2 separate regions of the Mus musculus genome follow, and region 2 is linked to region 1. A link is a contact called in ENCODE Hi-C or POLR2A ChIA-PET data. All regions are on one chromosome and are shown on one strand. The core of a region is the stretch at or near the end of the contact, and the rest is flanking DNA. Distances in the headings are between cores, read along the strand shown. Region 1 holds the start of Ergic2 (ERGIC and golgi 2). Region 2 holds the start of Tmtc1 (transmembrane and tetratricopeptide repeat containing 1).

Region 1 (3,918 bases), core at 809-3,308:
AAAGAAGCACCATGTCCCAGGCCTTCTGAGAAAACAGGGCCCTTCCACTATTTTAAGCCTCCCAGTTTACAGTAAATGGTCTAATCTTATAACTTTCTTAATGATTTAAAAAAAAAAAAGTTCCTGGGACAGCAAGTAATATACTGTACAAGCTTTGTGACCGGAAAAACACAAACCAATCAGCAAACTCTCTTGCTGGGGACTTCTTACTAGCTGTTATGACAAATCTGAGGGTCTTCAACTTCTCAGAATTCCTTCCAGATTATTATCTAAAAGGGTAGGACATATGGGCTGCCAGTTATTAATCAAAATAGAAGTGGGGTGTTAGTTGGGCAGTGGTGGCGCATGTCTTCAATCCCAGCACTTGGGAGGCAGAGGCAGGCGGATTTCTGAGTTTGAGGCCAGCCTGGTCTACAAAGTACGTTCCAGGACAGCCAGGGCTATACAGAGAAACCCTGTCTCGAAAAAAACAAATCTTCTTCAGTCTCTACTGAAGCACTTCTCTGGCTTTTTGAGGTAAGTATTACTATAAGATTCTCATTTTATTGGTGAGGAAACTAGGGCACAAAAGTCAAAAGACAAGCTGTCATTAAAACACCAAATTAAAATCTAGGAAAACTATTAAAAAGAATTTGTAGCACACACAGTCTAAAACCAACTTCTGTTTAAAAATGAATTATTTAAATGGCAAACCCTGGTGAAAATAAATGCTGTTTTGTAAATCTTTGTTGTTCATGTTCTAGACTACAGTGACTTCCTTTCAGAAGTCCTCTAACTTGCCATGTTTCTTTAATGTGTACCTCCGAAGTGAAATCAGGTGTAATACTCAGCAAAGCAGTCAAGTTTACTATCTGAAAGAAAGCTGCTTCCCAGGACCCTCACTACAAAAGCATGGAATTTCTATTTCTCAGGATCTTCCTCTACAAGCTGGAATAGTAACTTAAGGTTAACTAATAAGAAAGGTAGGCAAAGAGACCTTCCGCAAGGCAGCAGCACACTCGTTTCTTTAGGTACGGACGTACACTGGAGGTTGGAGAAGTGAAATTCGGAATTACAACTTCAAACCAATGAAGAATGCCTAATTTAACTATCTTTAATTGCTTCCGAACGAAAGCCTATCTCGAAACACCGAAACAGCTGTTACTTGCCTATAGCCTAGGGCACCGAATTGCACGCCTAAAGTTAATGACACGTTTGCCCGTAGATCTCCGAGATCTCGTCTACGATACCCACGGCGGTCCCGTATCAGGAGCTGAGCCGTCATCCCCTGGATGGGTCAACAGCTGACAAACGGGACACACACACACCACCTGCCTCGGCGTCTGCGCCCGCCCCGGCCCCTCTCTAGGCCCGGCTTTTAATTTACGGCGAGAGTGACCACGGTGCTGGCAGGGTCGCTGCTGTCCACGACAGCCTGGACGAGACAACGAAGGGCGCGGCCGATCACCGAAGCTCCCTGGCCGCGGGCGCGGACGCCGGCGGCACTCGGCAGGAACGCCCCCGGGCAGCGGAGCGGCTCCGCGGCCAGCTGCTCCGCAGAGCCGCGACGAGTACAGGCCAGTGCCAGGCCTGGGAGCCCCCTCAGCCGCGCCCAGGTCCCCGTCCGCCCGTAACCGCCGAAGGAAACGGCCCCGGCAGGGTTTTAGCGTCTTACCTAGTGGTACGGTCCCAGCCGACCGCCATGTTTCACAGAAGCCCGGGTCGCCCGAGCCCGGCGCACACGAAGATCTCGCGAGAACAAGAGCAACTCTCACGGCTGACCATGTCCGAAGGGAGCGCAAATGGAGAACTCGCGATACTTTCCGCGTTGACGGTATGTGATCTAATCAAGCGGCGCGGTCAACCTGAAAGGGGCGTGGCTACGTGGAAACTAAGTGAAAATAGGAGGCCGGTCCCTTTCCAGGAAGGGGAAGTTACCTTCCGCCTGACCCCGAGACAAACCGACTGGAACGGCGCTCCGCACTACAGACCGGAAGTGATCACCAGCCACCTTAAGGCGCCGGCCACACTGCAGCTCAGGTGGTTGAGAGGCCTCCGGCTTTGCGTCTTCATTTATTCCGGTCTACAACACCTAAACCTCCCTTGTCGGGCGTGGAGAACGGTTTCGATTATTCGGTCAGTGTGCTTAAGGATTCCCTAAAAGTAAGCTACGCAAGAAAGCCCGACAGTGTGTGCTCATGGCCCTTCACAGCACAGGACGGAATAGAGGGGCTTTGGAAAAAAAGTTGGCTCCGAAATGCTGGAGAGGAACCCACTCAAGCTCCCGTCCTACCCATTTGCTACCAAATTTTACAGGCACGCGTTGTGGTTTAAAAACAGTTTTAAGGAAAGCGTACTTATGACGAATGTCTACACAGAAAGCACTGTTTTCTCTAATCTTCACAATACTATTGCCAAGAAATACCACTATTTACTTGGTTAGTAGGTAAGGGTTTGAGTTTTAAGAGGGAGGTAAAGAGTAGTTAAGAGCTGTCAAAGAGAAACAGGCTGGGAGATCTTGACTACAGATTGACTGTGTGTATACTCCTTTACTGAAAAGAGACCCTCATCCTTCAAACCAAGGACAAATGCATGCACTCTGGTGGCAATTTAATCTCCAGACTTTCAAGACTACTCCAATTAATCATAAATTCCTATTTGACTTAAGGTTCGTGGATAATAAACACAGCCTCAAGCCAAGATTACCTAAATTAAATATCCAATCTAACTTGTTAATATCGTGACTTTGAGCATATTGCATTTCTTTGTATCTCTATCCCCTCATCTGTCAAATGGGCATAATAATGTGTTGATACATGTCTAAAATGCAAACTTACCTCACTTGTAATCTATCGGCAGCTCCTCCCTGTCGTCTCCATACCCAGGTCTACAGTGTATAGGCTGTAGCTTGGATAAAGGCAGGACTGTTGTTCATTTAGTTACACCTGATCCTTTGTCTCCAGGGCACGTTTCCTTTAGAGTAATAACGATCCCCCTGAGAGTTGGGTTTCACAACATAGCAAAACTAAATAATTTGACCCTGCTATTTTTAGAAAAACAATTTTAAAAGCTAACAAGCATAAAAGTTAATTTTTCCCGAAGAGTGAAACTTCTTAACCAATGAATCAATCATTTAGCTTCTCTGGTTTTCTTTAATGCTTCTCTTTCTTTGCTTCGTTTTGTTGTTTTGTCTGGTGCTTGGCATCAGATTTGGAGCCTGATACAAGTGAAGCTGTACCACTGAACTACATTGCCAGGAAGACCTGCCTGACTTTATAGGTTAATTTTCATATTATTGGTGGCATAATATATGGGAAACAGTCTGCTTTTTAGAGACTCCATCCCATTATGTTTCATTTATTGAAGAGAGGTTTAGGAGTAGGGTTAAAATGCTCAAACTATATTTTTATGACATCCTTTTAATTCTCCGTAGATTGGGGACAAGCTTTAGCTAGTTAATAACAAAAGAGAAACTAATATTACTCTCTAAGGTTCACATGTACCTCAAGTGGCTTTTGTGTCTTATTCTTTTTTTGTTGTTTGTTTTGTTTTTTCGAGACAGGGTTTCTCTGTGTACCCCTGTCTGTCCTGAAACTCACTCTGTAGACCAGGCTGGCCTCGAACTCAGAAATCCGCCTGCCTCTGCCTCCCAAGTGCTAGGATTAAAGGCGTGTGCCACCACCGCCCGGCATGTCTTATTCCTAACCCAAATCTATTCTTCTTTATATATGAACATCACCACCAGCCTCAAATTTGATTGGATCACAGTCTTCTGTGTTTGTTTCTTCTCCCTAGCTGCCAATCTCAGTGTTGTTTGTCCTGAAACTGTTGCCCAGCTTCTCAGCTGTACATAGAGCCTCTTTATCACAGGCTTCAGCTAGAGGTGACTACTAATTCTCTATTCATATTTTGTATTAACTAGTTTTTATTTGCCCAGAC
Region 2 (3,918 bases), core at 931-3,430, 230 kb after region 1:
GGGACCAGGGTAGGCTCCAGGGCTGTAAAAAGTCCGCATATGGAGTGCAGTGAGCTTATACACCTTCAAATTAATCAACAGCCTCACCCAGTCCATGAAAACGCCTATCGTCCATCCAGTGTAAAAAGAAGCGTTCCTAGTTTTATGATTTAAAAAAAAGAAAAAAAGCACTTGGGAAATTAAAAGGGCTGAGAAACTCTTCAGCTAAGGCTATCTTTGGGATGAAAACTAACACAACTTTCCAAAGATAAATGTTTATAAAACATCTCCTTGGGAGTCAGATGTGTTATTTTCTCGCCGTCTTTAAAACATTAGTTTATTCGAAAGAATTACGTGAAAGACAGCTGCAGGTTTTCCTTTTCTCTCCAAAGCTCTGGGCCTGAAGGCTCACGCTAACTGTTATTTTGCCAGCTGTCCCCAGAGATCAGTGCCATAAACTATGGTTCCTATGGCAAAGATTTGAAAACGAGTTAATACGGAGCTAATACCCTGTGAGCTGCTGTGTTCTGAACGCACACCAGCTCAAACGCGGAGCAAAGTTACACTGGATGGAGCTCATCGGTTTGGTTCCAACCCGTCCTTTCCCTCAGGATTCAAGCAGATACACCACCCTACAAATGCGTACTCTCAGTCCGGTTCCACTACTTCACACCAGAAATGCTGAGTCATGGTTCCGGGGCTGGGGAAGGGGCTCTCTGCGCCCTTGCACGTTCTCAGTGTGGGTCCCGGAGGCTGGGTGCAGCACCCGGGATGCAGAGGCTGGGGCTGGAAATGCCCGGGTTAGGGAGGCTATTAGCATCCCAGTACGCAAAGCCCGGTGCTCAGAGTAGGGTGCCTGACACCTCTCCCTAGCTCCTACCTGGAACACCCACAGCATAGCAGCTTCAGGAGCATCGTAGGCCACCTGGTCCGGTCCCTTTATTCCTCATCTGCCCAGCAGTACAACCTCCCTGGAGAAGCTGACAACTTGGAGCATCGCCACCCTCTGGAACCCGCTAATCGCGGGTAGGAAAAGCTCCAGCGAGAAGTCTGCCATCCTTGAAGCCCCGGGGGACATAGCAGGCAGAACTCGGTCCCAACTCCGCAGCCAGGAAGCGCGGGAGAACCTAGGTTTAGCTGGGAAGATATAGGGCAGAGCAGAGATCTCCCCGAGTAGCGCGGAGAGTACCCAAAACAGAGCCAGAAGAAAACGATGTAGTGCTTCAGAACCTGAGCAAAGCCTTGAGAACCTTAAGCTGTCCCGGGTAATGACCAGAGGTAGAGCCAGGTGGATTCAGGACTAAGCCTGGAGCAATAGGATCAGAGTCCGACCCGAGAGAACCCAGCCAGAGCAACGAGATCTCGGGGCAGAGCGGAGAGAACCTCGTTCAGAGAAAATCTGGGGCTGCGCTGACAGAATACTAGAGTTGTGAGGGCCTGGGACAGACCCTGGAGAACACTTAAGATAGAATCAGGAGCGCCAAGCATAGAGCCCAGAGGACCTGGGGCAGAGATTGGAGAACGGAACAGGGCAGAGATGCAAAGCGTAGAACCTAGAGGACCAGACTGAACAGCCAGAACACAAGATAAATCCAGGAGGATCTGGCTGATGACTAAAAGACCAGGGGTAGAACTGAGAGAAAGGGGAGAACAACCTAGAGGAGGTACCGAGGGACCTGTCAGAAGTGTCCCCGCCGTACCATCCCTTCTCCAAGGAGAGGCGTCTAGACCCCAGGACGCACAGGCTCACCTGAAGGACAGCACGCACAGTGGCCGATAGGACTTGTGGCTGGTGCTGTCCGCCAGGCCCTTGCCCCAGAAGTCGTTAGCGAAGATGGCCCAGCGCAGCGGTGTCCCGGGCCGCACGTCGGGGTTGTTCACGATCGCCCACACATCGTCGTGTACAAACTCGCCCCGCAGCGAGCGGCCGTAGCAAAGGCAGCTGGCCCCAGCTAGCAGCGCCGCGGCCCCCGCTGGAACCAGCCCGCAGCGCGGGCGCCGCGAGGGCGCGCGCTCCCCGCCGCCGCGGTCCCCGCGGGTCACCAGCATCGCACCGCCCGCACGGCCGCTCCCGCGCAGCGCGCATCCTCCCCGGCCGGGACCCGGGCGCGCAGCGGCCTGCTTGGCTCAGGCATCGCACGCCCACTGTCCCCGCCCGGGCGCCCGGTGCTCTGCCGCCGCGGTGGCCCAGCTGCAAATAAACAGCGATCCCCCCGCCTCCCCGGGCCATCGCCGCCGCCTCCGCCCACTCTGCGCATGCCCGCTTGCGCGCCTCCGCCTCCTGGATCCTGGGACCTGAGGTCCCCAACACCTGGCCTCTACCAGCTGGCGCTGAGTCCGGGACAGCCAGAGCGCGCAGGTTTAGCGGGTCGCCGCAGGGCTTGAGGGGACACGCGGGAAGGCCACCCAGGGTCCCACCGGGTACGCCCAACTGCTTTCCCAGACCAGTCCCCAGCCGGTCTCAGCTGCGGAGGGGCAGGTCCCCGCCGCCTCCCGGCCGCAAATCGGCAGGCTTGTCAGGTACTCAGTCTGGACCCGGACACCCTCTCTCCCTGGAGGCGTGAGCGATTCGAAACCAGCTGGACAGATGGGGGACAAGCTCCAGCACCCGCAGGGCTTAAAGTCTTCCAAGGTGCTATGCCCCAGTCCTGGGAACGCAACGCGCGCAGCAGTCCTTTCCCCAAAGCCCAGGGGTGCATCCCCGGCTGTGAACTGCCTCCTTGCTGTTTCTGCTGCTGCTTATAATAAGCCCGGTTTTGATTTTTATTTCCGTATGGGAAGCTCTTCCTTTTGTTTTTCCCTTAAACTCTTAAGCAATGAAGGAGGCGCTGAACACATTACTTCTGGCTTTCTTTTGGTTTTGGTTTTGAGACCCTGCCTTAGGCTGACATTCAGGCAGTCCTGGGCATTGGCTACAGAAGCCAGGCTGATCTCGAATCCTAGAGTACCCCCTACCTCAGCTGCCCAGGCCCAGCTACTTTACCTGCTATTTTACTGGTTGGATCTCTTGGGAATAATTATTGTCTCCTGGGAGACTGCCTTGACCCTTAAATACAAATTAAAACTATGGACTGCCTTGGCATTGCCTCTGGCTCAGAAACTTCCTGTCTTTCTCGAAACTGTTCTACTTTTGAATGCCAATCACAACAAATAAATGAGGTATTCCAGAAAAACACTGACTTCCCCTAATACTGAAAAGCCCCGTTGGTTCTTTCAGGCCACTTGTGAATGGACATGGCTTTATTACTGAAATTAACTGAGACTTCATACATCCAGACCCCAAACCTCAAAATAAAGTCGTCATTAAAACAAACAAAAGCCAAACAACATCAAACTTTTGACAAGAAAGAAAAGAAACTTGAAATGGAAAGGAGAATTTGTTCTTTGAGCCTCCCGATGGCTCCTTAAATTTAAACACCAGAGCACTTAATGCAGCAGTTCCCAAATTAACAGGGACATAGTCCAAGACAGGATCCATTCTTGCCTCTTTTGATGTTTTGTTTATTGTTGGTTTTTCTTGGTGAATCAAAATTGGTGAGAGAGGAGCAAAGCTGAAATCTTGTGTCCCAATGACAGCTTTCTTAGAACATCTGACCCTCAGTGACTGCTGAACCGAGACACACAGACACAGACACACACACACACACACACACCACACACACTTGTGTCCTTTGCTCCCTCCAGAGTAATAAAAAAAATGGATGTAGGTTTTACCTGGTGCACATTGTGCTAATGAAGGGTAGAGACACAAAGCTACTCAAGTACTGTGTGTGTGTGTGTGTGTGTGTGTGTGTGTGTGTGTGTGTGTGTGTGGTGAACAAGAGCTAACTAGGGACAATACCCTAAACCCAGGAGAGTGACTTCAAGAAGCACACTTCTTCACAGCATTCTTTCACAAGAGGCACACCTCCCCTCATCACAGCAGTTTGGGATTTTAGG

The links. A loop is a pair of places that touch in the nucleus more often than their neighbours do. ChIA-PET counts read pairs that join two places held with the same protein, here RNA polymerase II (POLR2A).
Region 2: a loop to region 1 is called in a map of left cerebral cortex, with 11 times the contacts of the local background. The contact joins the promoter of Tmtc1 here to the promoter of Ergic2 in region 1. A Hi-C loop is called at or near these places in 1 of 37 maps with a recorded cell type or tissue (left cerebral cortex). POLR2A ChIA-PET finds 5 or more read pairs at or near these places in 1 of 5 experiments (embryonic stem cell).

The regions. Positions count from the first base shown.
Region 1 is chr6:148,210,316-148,214,233 of GRCm38, forward strand. Ergic2 (ERGIC and golgi 2) reads right to left here and starts at 2,059. Exons shown (of 14, transcript NM_026168.4): 1 at 1,655-2,059. It overlaps 4732416N19Rik (RIKEN cDNA 4732416N19 gene), which reads left to right and starts at 1,973. Exons shown (of 2, transcript NR_015615.1): 1 at 1,973-2,115.
Region 2 is chr6:148,442,172-148,446,089 of GRCm38, forward strand. Tmtc1 (transmembrane and tetratricopeptide repeat containing 1) reads right to left here and starts at 2,181. Exons shown (of 20, transcript NM_198967.5): 1 at 1,730-2,181. The coding sequence starts at 2,028.